Linked DNA regions of Homo sapiens: all the other regions are linked to region 3. The links are chromatin contacts, found by Hi-C or POLR2A ChIA-PET in ENCODE. All regions are on one chromosome and are shown on one strand. The core of a region is the stretch at or near the end of the contact, and the rest is flanking DNA. Distances in the headings are between cores, read along the strand shown. Region 1 holds the start of HYLS1 (HYLS1 centriolar and ciliogenesis associated). Region 2 holds the start of LINC02731 (long intergenic non-protein coding RNA 2731). Region 3 holds the start of ZBTB44-DT (ZBTB44 divergent transcript). Region 4 holds the start of CDON (cell adhesion associated, oncogene regulated).

Evidence for each region. A loop is a pair of places that touch in the nucleus more often than their neighbours do. ChIA-PET counts read pairs that join two places held with the same protein, here RNA polymerase II (POLR2A). Pooled maps may share reads with other maps.
Region 1: a loop to region 3 is called in a map of naive thymus-derived CD4-positive, alpha-beta T cell, with 16 times the contacts of the local background. The contact joins the promoter of HYLS1 here to the promoter of ZBTB44-DT in region 3. A Hi-C loop is called at or near these places in 1 of 168 maps with a recorded cell type or tissue (naive thymus-derived CD4-positive, alpha-beta T cell) and 8 of 50 pooled maps. POLR2A ChIA-PET finds 5 or more read pairs at or near these places in 1 of 52 experiments (activated T-cell).
Region 2: a map of naive thymus-derived CD4-positive, alpha-beta T cell shows a loop between it and region 3 (9-fold over the local background). The contact joins the promoter of LINC02731 here to the promoter of ZBTB44-DT in region 3. A Hi-C loop is called at or near these places in 1 of 168 maps with a recorded cell type or tissue (naive thymus-derived CD4-positive, alpha-beta T cell) and 5 of 50 pooled maps. POLR2A ChIA-PET finds 5 or more read pairs at or near these places in 1 of 52 experiments (naive thymus-derived CD4-positive, alpha-beta T cell).
Region 4: a map of CD4-positive, alpha-beta T cell shows a loop between it and region 3 (6-fold over the local background). The contact joins the promoter of CDON here to the promoter of ZBTB44-DT in region 3. A Hi-C loop is called at or near these places in 2 of 168 maps with a recorded cell type or tissue (CD4-positive, alpha-beta T cell and CD4-positive, alpha-beta memory T cell) and 9 of 50 pooled maps.

What each region holds. Positions count from the first base shown.
Region 1 is chr11:125,885,486-125,889,314 of GRCh38, reverse strand. It overlaps HYLS1 (HYLS1 centriolar and ciliogenesis associated), which reads right to left and starts at 1,647. Exons shown (of 3, transcript NM_001134793.2): 1 at 1,550-1,647. RefSeq lists silencers at 1,070-1,459, 1,560-1,609, 1,700-1,749 and an enhancer at 1,890-1,939.
Region 2 is chr11:134,030,441-134,034,620 of GRCh38, reverse strand. LINC02731 (long intergenic non-protein coding RNA 2731) reads right to left here and starts at 2,349. Exons shown (of 3, transcript NR_027276.1): 1 at 1,761-2,349. RefSeq lists enhancers at 830-1,557, 1,558-2,285, 2,986-3,485.
Region 3 is chr11:130,313,117-130,317,221 of GRCh38, reverse strand. ZBTB44-DT (ZBTB44 divergent transcript) reads right to left here and starts at 2,229. Exons shown (of 7, transcript NR_148980.1): 1 at 2,107-2,229. It overlaps ZBTB44 (zinc finger and BTB domain containing 44), which reads left to right and starts at 2,305. Exons shown (of 8, transcript NM_001301098.2): 1 at 2,305-2,847. RefSeq lists silencers at 1,212-1,271, 2,182-3,011 and enhancers at 1,572-1,671, 1,842-1,941, 3,102-3,151.
Region 4 is chr11:126,060,401-126,064,780 of GRCh38, reverse strand. CDON (cell adhesion associated, oncogene regulated) reads left to right here and starts at 1,915. Exons shown (of 20, transcript NM_001378964.1): 1 at 1,915-2,202. RefSeq lists silencers at 1,328-1,417, 1,488-2,157 and an enhancer at 4,358-4,380.

The DNA of each region.
Region 1 (3,829 bases), core at 398-2,897, 4.4 Mb after region 3:
ATTTTATGATTATGAAGAGACTGGAAACAAATGTACATTAGTAGGGGACTGGTTAAATAATATATGATACAATACAGCCATAGCAACAAACGCCACGCATCCATTAAAAATGGTAATGCGTATCGACACTGACAGAGAAATGTGTTCCCAATTTATTACTGACTCAATAATGTATAATCTGCTTAACTGACGTTCTTTTAAATTAACATACTTTATTATATTTGTAACATGCAATTATTTAAAACACATTTTATAAGGAAATCACATAAATATAAGGTATATATTATGAATATATCTGAAGTAAACCTAAATGTGAACAGTGTTTGATGGTTATCTGTGACTGATGAAATTTCGAGTATTTTCTTTCTTCTTTACACGTACTAAATGTTGCTCGGATTGCTAAAAACATGTACATACTATGTTTGCATTCTTGTCCGATTTATGTCCTTGGAATAAACTCCTGGAATTGGATTATGACTTAGAAGTTATGGTACTACTTGAATTCTGATTTATGTTTTTCTTTTCTCTTTTTTTTTTTTTTTTTTGAGACAAGAGTCTTGCTCGGTCGCCCAGGCTGGAGTGCAGTGGCGCGATCTCGGCTCACTGCAACCTCTCCCTCCCGGGTTCAAGAGATTCTCCTGTCTCGGCCTCCCGAGGAGCTGGGACTACAGGCGCCCGCCACCAAGCCCGGCCAATTTTTGTATTTTTAGTAGAGACGGGGTTTCACCGTATTGGTCGGGCTGGTCTCGAACTCCTGACCTCACGTGATCCGCCCACCTCGGCCTCCCAAAGTGCTGGGGTAACAGGCGTGAGCCACCGCGCCCGGCCTGAATTCTGATTTATAATGCCAAACTGCCCTCTAGAAAAACAGATTATCCCCAGCACACAGGCCATAAAGGTGCTTGCTTTCATTTCTTCACTCTCTCAGCAGCATGGGGTACTGAAAAATCTTACCAATCTAAAAAGATATCTTAATGTTTTTCTTTGCCTGCTTAGTGAGATTGTATACTGTTTAGAATAAAAAAGATTTATTTCCATTTCGGGGTGGACAAACACCTTGGACGGTTCCATGCTGCAGTCCACAAAAGGTGCAGCTAGAAGGCGACAAGACACGCTCCGCCTTTCAACGGCAAAGCTCGCAGTCGCCCCGCCTGGCCGTGGGCGTGGCTTGGACCCAGGTCGCTAGCGGCCTTCGGGACTCCCCTCCAGCCCTGGGGCCGTCCCCGGCCTCCGCCTGGTCCCAGGGGCGCGGCCCAGGAGCTCAGAAAGGCCACCGGGGCAAAGACCGCGGCGGCGGCCAGCGCACACCGTGACCTCCAGGGGCTGCGGCCCGCCGCGCACATCGCCTGTAGCTCACGCTGCCCCGGCCGCCTCCCTCAGGAACGCAGACGTTGGGGACGGCTCGCCAGGCAGGACCTGGAATCCACGGAGGGAAGCTGCCACTCTGCACCGTCCCGACGGTGGGAAAAGGAGCGAGGGCTCCCGCCGCAGTGGGCCGGCAGCCACCAGGTCCCCGCGTCCCTCCGCTTCCGGCCTTCGCCCGGCTTACCCGCGTCGCGGAAGTCCGCTCTCTGCACCGCGTCCTGCCAGTCGCCAGCAGAGCACCGCAGATTCTGTTAGCTTTCGCGTAACTTGCGCAGGCGCACTGCCGGCCCACGCGCCGAGCCTGCGGTTAACCGCCGACCGCTGAGGTTTAAATCCGGAGAGCGAACCGGCACCCTTGGCCCGGTCCGCCCTCCCTCTTATTGGTCCTGAGGGTAAACGTCCTCCAAGTCTGTATCCTGATTGGCGCACATTTTGTCTGGGCCTTCTCCGCCGGCGGGAGCATGCCCGGGATTTCCAATGTGGCCTTAAAAATATCCGAGCCCGCCTAGCTGAGGCGCGCAGGCAGCAGCCGTTGCTGCGACGCCTCTGGTGTACTAAATCTGGAGGGGAGGTTGGGCCCTCGAAGAGAAGGAGAAGACCCTCAAACCTTGGCTAACGGCGACATAGCTGGCTTTTTGGAGAGGCCGCCTAACGGTCTGCCACTTCATTGGAATCAGCCTCCGCCCTTCTCAACTGGCTGCTGCGGGGCCAGTGGTGCCGGGAGACGAGGGCGGGCGCTCAGGGACGGTTCGAACAGTCTGGGGTGAGTCCGCCTGTGCGCTCTAGACGTTTCCTTGGGGCCTGAGAGAGCGGCTGTATGAAACCCTGGCGCACTGAGCTCTTCCTTTCCTCTGCATGGTGTGCAGGGCCCTGGCGTGACCCGTGGCTGCGTCTCCACAGCTCCTCCCACGTTACTCTAACTGTGCTCCAGCCACCGACTGCCTTGCTCCGACATGCACTTGTTTTCTTTTGGAATGTGCCTGTCTCCTTCACATGGTGTTACTCTCAACTTTTTTTTTTTTTTTTTTTTGAGACGGAGTTTCCCTCTTGTTGCCCAGTTGCCCAGGCTGGAGAGTAGTGGCGCGATCTCAGCTCTCTGTAACCTCTGCCTCCCAGGTTCAAGCGATTCTCCTGCCTCAGCCTCCCGAGCAGCTGGGATTACGGGCGAGCACCACCATGCCCGGCTAATTTTGTATTTTTAGTAGAGATGGGGTTTCACCATGTTAGTCAGGTGATTCTACCCCCTCGGCCTCCCAAAGCTCTGGGATTACAGTTGTGAGCCTCTGTGCCCAGCCACTAATTTTTTTTTTAAACCCGATGTTTTAACTCTTTTTGCATCTGTACCTGTAAAAAAAAAAAAAAAAAAAAAAAAAAAAATCTAGTGCTTGGGGATTGCTGAGGATGAGATCTGTAAAAGCAAGAGGAGAGGCCCTCAGGGTTCAATATCCTAGTCAATACCAAGCAAACCTATCTCAACTGGTCTTGAGTCCTGAGCATTGCATTTTCCACCTTAAACAAATAGGTGCTAGTTGTCAAGTTCATCTTACACCATTTCTTAAATCCAGGATTCAGTGGGAGGGGAGAAATGTTTAATCCTTTTCCTCCAAACACTTCGTATTATCTCTTACTCTCCCTCTTTGCCTCAGGGCCTTTGTGCTACCTCTAAGGCACTTTGAATTTGTGGGAGGAAGAAAATGGAAAGAACAAAGGAGGGAAGATGACAGAAGTAGGTTGTGGAGATTTGAGTGACTGCCCCTACATCTGCAATATCATAACACTCCTTTAGTGCAGCGGTCCCAACCTTTTTGGCACTAGAGACAGGTTTCATGGAAGACAATTTTTCCATGGCTCAGAGAGGGGGTATGGTTTTGGGATGATTCAAGCGCATTACATTTATTGTGCACTTTATTTCTATTATTATATTGTAACATATAATGAAATAATTATGCAACTCACTGTAATGTAGAATCAGTGGGAGCCCTGAGCTTGTTTTTCTGCAACTAGATGGTCCCATCTGGGGGTGATGGGAGACAGTGACAGATCATCAGGCATTAGATTCTCATAAGGAGCATGCAACCTAGATCCCTGGCTTGCGCAGTTCACAATAGGGTTCACGCTCTTGTGAGACTCTAACACCCCTGTTCATGCGACGGAAGGCAGAGCTCAGGCAGTAATGCCAGATGGGGAGTGGCTGTAGAAACAGATGAAGCTCCTACGGCTTACCCCCTGCCTTGCGGCCTGGTTCCTAGGTGCCTGTCCGTGGCCTGGGGGTTGGGGACCTTTGTTTTAGTGCATATATTCTTTTCTTTCCATAGGAGCAAATTTAATATGCTCAGGTTTTATCTTATGCCAGCATGACTTTTTCTTTGGCTTTGAATCTCCAATCTGTCTTAGAAACCAAAGAGTAGATGGAATCATTTTTCTTCCAGCTTTGAACATCAGCATTCTCCTTATGGATCCCCCA
Region 2 (4,180 bases), core at 1,100-3,599, 3.7 Mb before region 3:
GCTCAGCACGAACAAACCCAGGGTGGTGCTTATCTCCCTCAGTTTTATTCCTCCCCGGAGTGGTATTCAGAGAAGAAATTCCACTGGGACACCTGGTACTTGGTACTGCAGATGAGCATTTCTGGACATGCTAGGTGGAGGGGAGAGGCTGAGGCTGGGGTCCCAGGACCCTGGGTTCCCGCAAAACCTCAGGGCTCCCTGAAGTGAACGTAGGAACAAGCATGGATGGGTGGAAGAGGGCCTCTGTGAAGCCCATCCCCGGCCAGGCCCTGCTCTCTGCAGAGGTGATCTGGGTGACCCCCTCCCTCCTCCAGCTCTGCAGCAGCTCCCGGTTTCCAGCAGGGCTGGCCAGGAAGCCGTGGCCAAGAGGGAGCTGGGTAGACAGGGCCCAGAAGTCAGAGCAGTCAGGGGTGGAGCGTGCAAACTCTGCAAAGCTCTAGCCTGGCTCCACCCCTTGCCTGCCTGAAGCTCAAAAGGATGACATCACCCAGACTGAGGGCTCCAGCCTAGATGGGCTTCATTAGCAGGGAAAGCCGGCACCTGCAGGGCTCAAGGACTTCCCGGGTTTGCGGGAGGCGGTCCTCTGCTCCTCTTGTGAATCCGGTTCAGCTTTAGGGGTCTCTGCTCTGAGTCTTGGAGACAGCACGTGGCTATTCGGGCTTCCAAGTCTGGGGCTATGTTTCTTCTACCAGAGACCAATCTCTCGGGCACCAGCATAAGCACTCTTTCCTTCCACCCTGCCAAACGCTGCTTTTCCTTGCCAGCACCGGCTGCAGCTCCATGTTTCTGAGGCTCCGTGGAGAGGATTAGATCACTGATTCTAACCAGGCAGAGTCAGCCCACAGCAAACCTAATGTCCCCCTCCCTGTGGGCTCATGTACCCTCCCCAGCCCCCAAACCCTACTGGGTGCTTGTGTTGCCTGCTTGCAAAGCATATGCTTGGCTGCTTGCTTGGTGTCTGCTGTTTATCTGTCTCTTCCTACTGAACTTCTGTTTCTTCTTGGCCCATCTGGCTCCTGTGGTGCCCGTCTTTTGCTCGGATTGCGCCTGCAATCGACACTGTCCTCCCCACCCGCTTCCCCTCTACCCTCTTCCCTCCCAGGGCTTGCCTCTTGTGCACTTTGGGCCACTGGCAGGCACCCCTGACCTTGGGTGTGGGACCAGCGAGGACTGCCCCAGGCACAGTGGGGAGCCTGATGTCGGGGTGTCCCTGTAGTGTTCTGACGATGTCCTTTGTGGAGGGGCTTGAGGGGGTGTGGAGGGCAGTGTGGGAGTTGCCTTTGGACTGGGGCGAAGGCTAGGTCCTGGTGGAAACCTCCCTCTCCCTGGCCCTTCTGAGCTTCTTGGGGTGGGGGCACCACTCACACCAGACTATTGTAGAGTGATGGGAAAATGGCCTGTGGGTAGCAGCTGGAGAGAATGAGGTCAAGGAAGCCCCAAGGCTCCTCTGACCCAAAAACCAGGGTCCACTCAGATCCTTTCCGCTCAGAGGTTATGGCAGTCTGGTGGCTTGGGTGGCGGCAAGGAGCTGCAGATGCTCACATCCAGGCAGCCAGGGGTGGAGAGGGCTCTGGGCGTGGCAGCTGTGCCAGCAGTGCTGCCGGGGATCTGTCCCCACCCCGCCTCGTCCCAGCCTCTTGGCGCTAGTTCCCGTGCAGCCCAGACGTTTCTCCCCCTCTCGCCCCTCCCACAGCGTGCACACCCCTGCACATGCTCCCACCCGAGGAAGAGCTAAGCACACTGCAGCGGTTCACACTCACCCCTCCAACGCAGCCCGCTTCCTTCCGGGCGTGATGTGGCAGCTCATGGCTTCCCTGGGATTCACGAGGCCCTGGGAGGCAGACGGAGCAGGTGGGCGGAGCCTGGAGGAGGATGGAGGAGAAGAACCGGAGCCCCCACGGGGCAGGGCTGCCATTCGTCTGCCTCTCTGGACCAGGGTTGCTCCTCCAGGCTAAGGCCGGCTGCCGAGGAGGCTGTGCTGGGCCTGGAGTCAACAAGGATGCACGTGCTGGGGGCCATCAGCTGCTGCTCCCATACAAGCATCTGCTCCCACCAAACCCACAGGGCTTGGCTGCCAGGCCTTGCTGTGTGCCCACTCTGTGGCTCTGTTCTTTGTCTCTGTTGTTCCATCTGCCTGCTCCACCGGCTGCCTGGCTCAGCTCCTCTCGGCCTCTTTATTTCTCTCGGAATCTTCTTCCTGTTCCTCATTTCTCCCCATCCTTCTCCCCGTCTCTGTGCAACCACATTCATGCCCTGGTCTCCGAGACCTTCTTTCCTCCTCTGCCCTTATCAGTCATGCCTCTGTGTGCTTCTCTGCGTCTCCCCCATGTTCATTCTCCTGCTCTCTCTCTTGCTGCCTCTCATGCATATTCAGCAGCTCCTTGAAAACCCACCTAGCTTATTCTGCGTGTTAAATGCCTAGATCTGCTTCAGGCATGAGACTTCTTAGCCTCTAGCTCTAGGACGCCACCTCAGATCACAGTCTGTACTAATTGTGTAGAGGATGTTGGTGAGCCCACCTACCTTCCACCCAAGCATGGCTCACTCTACAAGTTCTCCTCTTCTGACCTGAAACAAGGCAGCCCCAAGGTGTGTCAGGCCCACAGCAAAAGCCATGGTGCACAGGAGGACGAGGACAAGGACGAGCACAAGGACGTCTCCTCTTAAAGAAACCCGAGGGCTTCAGTCCTGGAAATAAACGTAGGATCCAAAGTGTCTTCATCCTTTGGTGCTTTTACAGTCCGTTTTCATCCGCTCTATTATCCCCTTACAACTCCGTGGGAGGGGTATCAATGAAGCAGCTGTGGAGTTCAGACTAGAGGGCACTCCACCAGTGCGGCCCAGCATTTGAGGAACAGAGCTGGCATCAGAAACTTGGCTTCTGAATTTTTAGCCCTTGTCTGTGGCAGGTGAATGGACAGAAAGAGTCTGGAAAAACGCAGAAAGTGGCAACTGAGGGACAAGAGGACTCAGAAGCAGAGCAGAACCTGGGCTCAGCCCCCAGGGGAGGGTACAGAGATGAGGGAGACGGGGGAAGGCAGGAGAGGGCATGAGTGGCAGGCATCCGGCACCTTCTACCCCCTGTTTCCACCAGCCTTTAGGAAGAGAGGACTGGGGTGCTTGCCCTCACAGGTGACCCACATGTCACGTCACTCCCCGAGCCCCTGTGGCTTCTCCGTCTCCTTTCTCTGCCCTGTTATCTGGCCTCATGGTTTCTTCTCTGCTCCCATCTTCTCTCTCCTTCCCACCTGCAGATCACCTGCCTGCCTTTCCCCTTCATCCTGGGGGCCCAGCCCTTTCCTCTGCCCCAGTCCCCTCCCGTCTTTCTCATCCACCGACCTCTCTATGCTCCCCACCGTCCTCCTCCTAAGCCCCACCTGGCATTTGTCTTCTCACTGCCAAATGAGCCAGCGTGGGCTCGAGGTAGCCAGGAGCAGGGTGGTCGCAGTTCTCCACAGCTCCTGACCCTGGCCTGAGCCCCCAGGGAGCTCCCACGCACCTCTTCCTTATGAACACTGGGGGCGCTGGAGGCTCAGCCCCCGCCCCACGCATACCTGGGGCAGGCTTGCTTTCCAGCCCTTGCAGACTCACGAGGGGCCTCATTCTGGGACACGTTGGCAGCTGTGGGGTCGACACACCTCTTCTGCAGGGAGGGCTCCCGACACTTCCGTCCTCTACCTGCACAGCCGGCCTCCATTAAACACACGCCTCAGCCGGCCTGGAGACTCCATTTCTATCTCCCTGGCGTGGCTTTTCCTCCACCACCAGCTGCTTCCTAGTTTTTACTTGAGGCTCCTGGGACATTGTCCTAATTTTTTCTTCATTTTTCTTTGTATTTGTCTAGGAAAAAAAAAATCAACCCTAAGAAACCCTTGAAACCACACTATGTGTTTTAAACCCTTGACCCCACCACAGAGGACTCTAACGTTGGCCTGGGCCACTTTGCCTGGTCCCCAGGTCGGGAGTGAGCAGCAGGTGCCCTTGGCTCTCTTTTATCTCTTTTATTCCCCTTCTTCTGTGGAACCCCCTCTTGTTGTGTCTGGAGCTCTGGGCTCTGTGCAGTATAAGGAGTCCAGGAGAGAGCTTGAGATGTGAGCTTCCCAGAACACCAGGTGCAGGGGATGTGACACGTTAGGGGAGGAGAGAACTCAGTGGGGAGAAGCAGTTTCTCCCTCTAATT
Region 3 (4,105 bases), core at 980-3,479:
CTTGAACTCCTGACCTCGTGATCTGCCTGCCTTGGACTCCCAAAGTGTTGGGATTACAGGCGTGAGCCACCACACCCAGCACAGTTGATTTTCTATATGCTAACAGCCATCAATCTGAAAAAGAAATCAAGAAAACAATCTCATTCACAATAGCTACAAAAAAGCAAAATAAAATACCTAGCAATAAATGTAAGCAAGGAAGTGAAAAATCTCTACCCGGAAAAGTGTACACATTGATGAAAGAAAATGAAGAGAACAAAAAAAAAAAAAAAAAAAAAAGGAAAGATATCTCACGCTCATGAATTGAAAGAATTAATATTGTTAAAATATCCACACTACCCAAAGCCACCTACAGGTACAGTACAATCCCTACCAAAATATCAATGACACTCATCACAGAACTAGAAAAAAAAATCCTAAAATTTGTATGGAACCACAAAAGACCCTGAAAAGCTAGGGCAATTCTGAGCAAAAATAACAAAGCTAGAGGCATTCCTCTACCTGACTTCAAGTTGTACTACAAAGGAAAGCAAATTTTTGTGTCAGTGTAGTAGTTGAGGAGCTGCCACCACAGCCCCTGGAGAAGCACTTAGAAAAGACTTGCCTCATGGTCTTTTATTGACTATCCTGTTAAAGGCACTAGGAGAGGTAGATAGGATTTGACTACTTCATTTCCACCCTGATTCTTGTCCAGTTGCTTACCACCTACATACATTCTCACACATTCCTCACCAGGGCCCCAGCTCATGCCCTTTCCTGAGCCCTGCTCTGTGGCCGCCAGTCCTCTCCCAGGTAAGCATTCCGCCTTCTTTCCCTTCCCCTCTTCAAAACTTAGTGCAAAAGTTTCTGGGCCTAGTTCGCATCTTTCTGATTTTTCTCATCTCTGAAATGGGAATAATAAGAATGATAGTGGGAATAATAATAGAAACCTGTGATAAAACCTGTGAATTACAGTTGCCGTAAGGATTAGATAACATTATACATGCTTGAAAACTTGTTGGAAACTGCGAAGGACTATAAAAACAGAAGTTGTTTTTATTGCCTTTATTCCTAAAGAAGATTGCAAGTGTCAGGGTGTTCAGGTGCTTGGCTGCTTGTCTCTCAGAGTGAATTAATGTGAGATGTTGCCAAGTGTTTCAAAAGGAAAATCCACTCTACTTCAGCGGGACGTCCACCCACCTTGCACAAAACCCTCTGGAAAGAAGTCTTTCGGTTTGCAAACTGGAGGCGTGGGAAAACAGAAAGCGCCCAAGGAGCACCTGCCCGCACCCCGCCCGCCCCCAGGCACCTGGGGCGCTGCCGCCTGCAGTCCCGGGAACCCCTATGACCTCCGGGGGCGGTGTGGAGAGCGCTCGCCCGCCTGGCCAGGGGAAGCCAAGACTTAGGGCCCTAGGAGTTAACTAGGTTGATTGATTTTGCAGTTGACCAAGAACTTCAAAACCCCCCGGGCGGTACCGGTTACTTCGGGGAGGCCCGCACACTTCCTCCGGGAAGGCCAGGAAGTAAGTGATGGTGCAGTAAAAATGACAGATTCACGGTTGTGGAAGAAGTAGGGTATATTTTTGGAGCAGCTCTAGCTGTCCCTGTGTTGGAAGAACGAGAGGGACCTGGGAGTCCGTTTCTCCACTCATCTCAAGAACCGCACGTCCTGCCAGGTCACCGAGGCAAGTGCTAGAACGGAAGAGAGCAAGCACTGCGAGGAGGCCCGAGGAGCCACGCAATCCAGACACCCGCCGCATGTCGCAGTCCGCCCAGGACGGGGGCGCGGGCTCACCTGTCTGCGGGGCGGCCCTTGGCAGGCCTGTTTCCATGGGTGAACAATGGGCACCTTACCAACTAACCTCCCTCGCCGAAGAGGGGCTGAAGTGTTTCTATTTCGACCTCCCTACAAAAACTACCCGAGAAAATAGGAGTTATGTTTTTAGTTCGAAGAAAAAAATAATGCTATAAATGTGACTCCTGCGGAGAAATGCTTCTCAGGTGTGAGAGGGGAACTGGGTAAGAGGACGGCTTAGAGGAAGGACAAATGGGACAGGGCTTATGGGGCATGTGAATGTAAATCGGCACATGTGCGCACATATGCAAAAATACAGTGTCAAGACTCACGGCCTTTCTGGGTCACGCAGGCTCCACCGTCTAAGGAGACGGAGTCACCAACAGTACAAGTCCCGACGGCCAAGAGGGCCCATTTTCTGCGCTTGCGCAATCATCACGTTTCCTTCCCCGCCCCGAGCCCCGCCCCCGAGCGCGCTCCGCCCCGCCCCCTTCTCCTCCCCTTCCCCAGCCAGGCCGCCGGCGCAGAGCATTGTGGGACACAAACAAAGTGCCCCCAAACAGGCTGGAGTGAGCGGAGCGGCAACGGCGGCGGCGCCGGCCGCACGCGCGCGGCGGCGGCTCCCTCCCAACCTCCCCCTCCCCTCCCCTCAGTCCCCTTCCCCTTCCCCACCCCGCCCCGCTGGGAACACGCGAGCCGTCGCCGCGCTCCCCAAACAACCGCCTGCCCTCGGCCAACCGTCCCCAACGGTCGCCAGCGCGCGGCTCCCGGGCCCCCTCGCTCCTCCCCTCTGGCCCCTCCGAGCGCTGGGGGTGCTTCCCTCCCCGCCTCCTCGCACTCCCACTCGCGGGCACGCCGGTGGCTGTGCCGCCATGCCCCACCACAGGCTGCTCACGGGCCTAGGCGCGGCGGCCCGAGATAGGGGCCCCTGAGCCTCCCGGGGGAGGAGAGAGGCAGCGAGCCGCGCTCCGCCCCCTCCCCCCGGGCCGCCGCCGCCGCCGCCTCGCCGCCCCAGCCTGGCGGGAGAAGGAGGAGGAGCAGCAGGCCTCCGGGCCCGGCGCCGCCGCCCGCAGGTAACGGGGAGGGGAGGGCGGGCTCCGGTCGCGCGGGGGACGGCCCCTGCACGCTGCCCGTGGCTGACACCGCGTGGCCCCCACCTGGCGCCGAAGGGAGCGGAGAGCCGGGTCTGTCAGCCTAGTCCGCGCCGGGAGACACCCCACGGGATCCCCTCGGTGGCATTTAATCCTTCTGGGAGGAGACCGGCCTTGGGCCCCGCGGTCCCGGAGCAGTTACCCCGACCTTCCAGGGAGCTGCCCGTCCTTTGCACGCCCATTTGCCCAACACCCTAACCCGGAGCGGCCGGAGTGTTGCCACCTCTCACCTGGTCGAACCCGGGAGGCTCAGACCTGTTTTTTTTCCTCCTTTCCCCTTCTGCTTTTTCTCTGGTACAGAAAGAAAAAGATGGCACTTCTTTAAAAAAATATATATATATATATATACACACACACAAACACACACACACATACACACACACACACACCTCTTTTCCTTTCCTTCCTGAGGATCACTCTGCATCTAGTCGTTTTATTGCTGGCCTAATCAGAAAAAGGGGTTACCTCGAGAAATGACAGGTACGTTAGAACTGATTAAAAGGAAATTGCGTCCATGTGAGTTCTATGAATCCAAGCAGAATTTACAATAAAACCCCGTAATTGTGTGCTTTTTTTTGGAACTTACAAAAATGAAGACAAAAACTTAATTTCTTTTTCAGCGTGTAAGTAGATAATCTCTTGAAGTCAGGAAGAAATTCTCCATAACTTCCACTTATTTTCTTAATGCTTTATTTGGAGATCGGCTGATACCGGAAGCAAGCTGCACGATTTTGATTTCCTTTTCTCTAGGTGTTCAGTTGGAATTCTTGGGTTTAAAAAATACTGTATAAATCTTCATTTCCCCCATTACTTCACTTGGACTGTCAGTGGATTAATAATAATTTTACCTAATGTAGTTTCCCCTTATCATAGAATGTGAATATAATGAACGTAGTCCTTTAGTTTTGTATTTTAGGATTATTAGTAATGTACTGATTAATTATGAAAACCAGATTATTCATTTTGTGCAGTACTGCTTGGCATTTTTGCATTTGTAATTATTTAATTCTCAGAACAACCTAATGATGCAGATATTATTACTTGAATTTTATAGAAGTGACAAACTTAGTGATACGAAGAATTACAACTTGCCTTAGGGCACACAACTAGTAAGATAGTTTAGATTTCAACCCAAATATAATTCCAGTATAGATGTACTTTCGTGTACTTTCTACCGTAC
Region 4 (4,380 bases), core at 666-3,165, 4.3 Mb after region 3:
TTGTGATTTTTTTCTTAGTCTGACTATGAGTAACAGTAGGCATAGTGAATTCAAATGGCACTGTGAGATCTGGAGGTGCACAAAGTGCATTATGTCCCAGGAGAAGAACCTGGAATTCTCTGTAGCCACAATAAATTTGCAAGACTTCTATTAACATCCACACAAAACTCTCATTTCAGTTAAATCCTCTATAGAAAGACTTACTTGCCGAATGAAAAATCGTTTACCATAGCTTGTTAATAACATATAGATTCTTGGTCTCCAAAAGTGAACAATAGAACAGTGGAGGACAAACTAGAGTTAAGAGTTTTTTTCTGGCTGGGTGTGGTGGCTCACGCCTGTAATCCCAGCACTTTGGGAGGCCAAGGCGGGAGAATCATCTGAGGTCAGGAGTTCAAGACCAACCTGGCCAACATGGCAAAACCCCGTTTCTACTGAAAATACAAAAATTAGCCGGGTGTGGTGGCACGTGCTGTAATCCCAGCTACTTGGGAGGCTGAGGCAGGAGAATCGCTTGCACTCGGGAGGCGGAGGTTGCAGTGAGCCAAGATCGCACCATTGCACTCCAGCCTGGGCAACAAGAGCACCCCAGCCTGGGCGACAGAGTGAGACTCCGTCTTAAGAAAAAAAATTGTGTTTTTTTTTTCCGTCCTGTACTGACTTTCTTTCCAGGGGCTTTACAAAAACCCTGAATCTAGCTAATGCAGAAAGCTAACCTGCTTGAACAATACCACACTTTCAAAGCATTTCTTTTTAAAATTCACGTAAGAAGGTAAGGGAGGACTGGCATATTTCTCCTGAAGTTCAGTACTGAGTATTTATAAACTTAACTATTATTAGGGATCCTTTTGTAGTTAAGCTAATAGTAAGTAATGATGATGGGGAAAAAAAAGAGCTAACTGCTAATAATAACAATTTATAAAGAAGTTACAGTCCTTGAATGCCCACTGAGTGGCAGGTGCTTTTCACAAAGTATCGTATTTACGCTTCACAGCAACATTTTGAATAGAAATTTATTTTTCCTTTTTCTGTTTGAACAACTGAAGTTCATTGAGTTCAGATAACTTGGGGCAGGTCCAACGGACGAGTTGGAAAGACTCTGGGGCCAAAGGCTCACACCACGCCTCTCCTAGCCCCTGAGTTTTGCTACCTGCTTGCGTTTATGTGCAGGCAGGGCGGGTGGGTGGTGGTGGGGGAATCAGATGAAGCTGCCTAAGGAATTAAACATGGAAAGTGGTGGAAAGGCGAAGGAGGTATAAGCGGTGGGCCGCTGGAACCCTAAGAGAGACCAGGCAAGAACCGGGAGAAGGGATGCACCCGTTGGCGGCTCAGAGAACTTAGGTAGAGGCGAGGGGCGGGGCGGGGCGAGGGGCGGGGCCTGAACGAGGCTAGGGCGGGGCCCGAACGAGGCTAGGGCGGGGCCCGAACGAGGCTAGGGCGGGGCCTCGGGGGACAGAGTCGACCATTTGGAGACCTGCCAGAAGAGCCGTCTCTCCAAGGGAATGAAAGGTGAGGGGAGCGTGAGTGCAGGCATGATGGGAATCTCCGTGACTTGGTAAGGCAACTCACCCTTACCTGTCCTACACCCAAGAAAAGCCTCTTCTATGCTCCCCTGGGGTATCTCTCTTGCAGAGTAGGCAGGTCAATGACGAGGAGAGGGTCCTGCCCAGAGCGTGCCCCCCTCCGTCACTTGGTACGGCCCGTGCCCCCGCCGCTGATCTGGCAGGCTGCGCGCGCACACTCCGGCCGGGTGCGGGCCGGCGGGGCACAGCGGCCTCTACGGCCCGCCTCCGTCAGTCATTCCCCGGTCCCTCCTCCCGCTGCTCGCGTGCTCCGGGCCGGCCCAGCACCCTCCGAGTTACGTGCCCGCGCTCCCCGGCGGGGAGGAGCGCAGCCGCGGGGGCGCGCCCCGGTGACTCCGCCCCTCAGCTCCCCTCCCCTGAGCCCGGGAGCCCGGCTCGCGCGGCTAGGTGCGAGGAGACCCGGGACCCCACGCCCGCCCGCCCTGCCCAGCGCCCCAGCCCCGGCGTGCGAGGCGCCGCTCCCTCCTCTGCCCTGCGCGGTGCATGGAGGGGCCCGTTCGGATCGCAGCCGCCGCCACCGTAGCCGCCGCCGCGCGCGCGCGGGGGGATGACCTGGGGGTGGCTTTCCGAGCCGGCTGCAGCGCAGGAGGTCTGGAGGCTTAGCCAGCCCCGCGGAGAGGTGCGGGGGTGGGGGTCCCGCCGCAGGGTCGGAGGGAGGGGTGGCGCGCGGGCACTGGGCTTGGGGGGCCTTGGCTTAGGGGACGGGAGGTCCCGGGGACGGGCGGGCCGGCGTTCCCTGGAGGGCGTGGGGGTGCAGGGCTGCGTGCGGGGTCTGGATGCTGATGCTTGCCCGGCGGGGAGCCCCGGCGTTCCGCGTCCTCGGGGGCTCGGAGGCACCTCGCGGGAGGAGGCGGGGTGAGGTGTCAGTGACACGACGAAACCTCTTCTTGACGATGGTCCTCGGGGGCAGGTGAGATGCCGCAGAGCGGGGAGCTAGGGCGCCCGCGCGTTTTCCCAAGGGAGCCGGGTCCCTGGCCTCTCTCAATCTCCATCCCTGCAGAGCGCCCGCGAGAGACAGTGATTTATGTGTAGGGAGAAGCAAGAGAAATTTCCTGCACAATGTATCTTTCTCTGCCTTCACAAGACTCACTGACTTCCCAGCCCCAGGGAGTGTATTTTTCCTTCTCCTCTGTAAAGCTTTCTGTGGATTGCATTATCATTTGCTAAATACATTACAGCTCGCTATTTATTTCAGTCGGCAGCTTCCAGACCTTTGTTGCTTTCTCTCCACATCTAGGAATTTCAGCAATAAATCACTGAGGGGGATAGATAGACTCTCTTGCCCTTCCCTTCATTGTTCTCCCTAACCCCACCAAATCAGGTGGAAGGCTCTCCAAAAGGAGCTGTTTCCAGAATGCCTGCCCTTCCTCATCAGGACGACAGAGGGTGGCAGGTGCTTTAAGGGCAGACTGCTTTCCAGTGGGAATCCAGAATTTAGAGAACCTCATCAACAGAAAGTCAGCCTTTGTGTCCCAAACCAGACACCTTGAAAAACAGGAGGTTGGACTAAAAGCTCACATGAGATTTATTTTCAGGCCTATGCCAGTAAAGATGAAAGACGCCAAGTCAGTGAATTCTGATTCCTTTCGGCGCTGATAACATAACCCTCAAATTCCCAACTGACACTTGGCATACCTAGTGGACAGTGTCTCCAAGGAGAGGAAGGTGGGGAGGGTGTTAGAAAATGAAATGAGTTTATTGTCAGCATAATTCTAAACATTCTATGACATTTTGTAGTTCTCCCCCACCCTCAGTCTATTTTTAGCTGAAAATTTGGGGATAGTTCAACTTTTAAGATAAGATGAAAGAAAACCTTCAAAAAATTTTCTGGAAATTTTAAATTAGTGCTTAACTAGAAAGCATTCTTTGGAACCCGAGAAGCACCAAATACTGCAGTCTCTGTTATGCACATGTTGGAATGAACTGCCTCATACTTGAAGTTATATGAGAAGGATGGAGAAAACCTGTTTCATTTTGTAAAGACGTGCCCTGGGTGTGTGTTTGGCAGTGTGTAGAACAGAAACATTTATATTTCTATTAAGAAACACACAAATGTATACTGTTTAACTTTCATGCAAAAACTTCCCAGTGTTTGGGAAATCTGTCTTTGTTTGAATAGTTTAGTCAGCCAGGAGAATCAGTTACTAGAGGTACTGTGCTGTTGTTTGTGTAATAACTCACTTGGGATGCTTTGATTGATTGCCATGGTTCTCATCAGCCTCCTCTTCTGTGCAAAGTACTTAAACAGCTCTGACTCTCAAGCCTTCAAGTACAAAGAACCCTTAGGACTTGGATACTGATCTAGCTTGTGTAGCTTGGCTTCTAAATCTAGCTTACGCCTTGCTTTCTTTGCAGGTGGTTTGACTTTGCAGGAAAAGAATTAAGTTCACTTTAAGATAGGACTTTCTCCTCCAGATCGTCAGGGTATATACAGCTGAAGGCAGTAGGTAGGAATAGGAACTAATGTCCTAGGGCTTTGTTCTAAAGAGAGCAGGTAAAAATTTGTTGACTATTTCTTGGGCTTGCTTCTTATTTTCCCACTTCGCCCATCTGCCTTCATGACTTTGTAGACAATTTCATGTATGGTTTTGTCGAAATGTAAGTTGAAGTAAAATTTTCCTTCTGTAGAATTTTTTTTTTTCCACGAACGTTTAGACTAAAAATTGGTGATTGTTTCGAAGTTAAATACTAGGGAAATGATTTCAGGAATTAAATATTATCGTAGTAAAAATCAGGGAAGCGTTAGAAAATAAATAATGAGTTGAAAAATGTGTTGCTTTAACGTGTAATGATATGA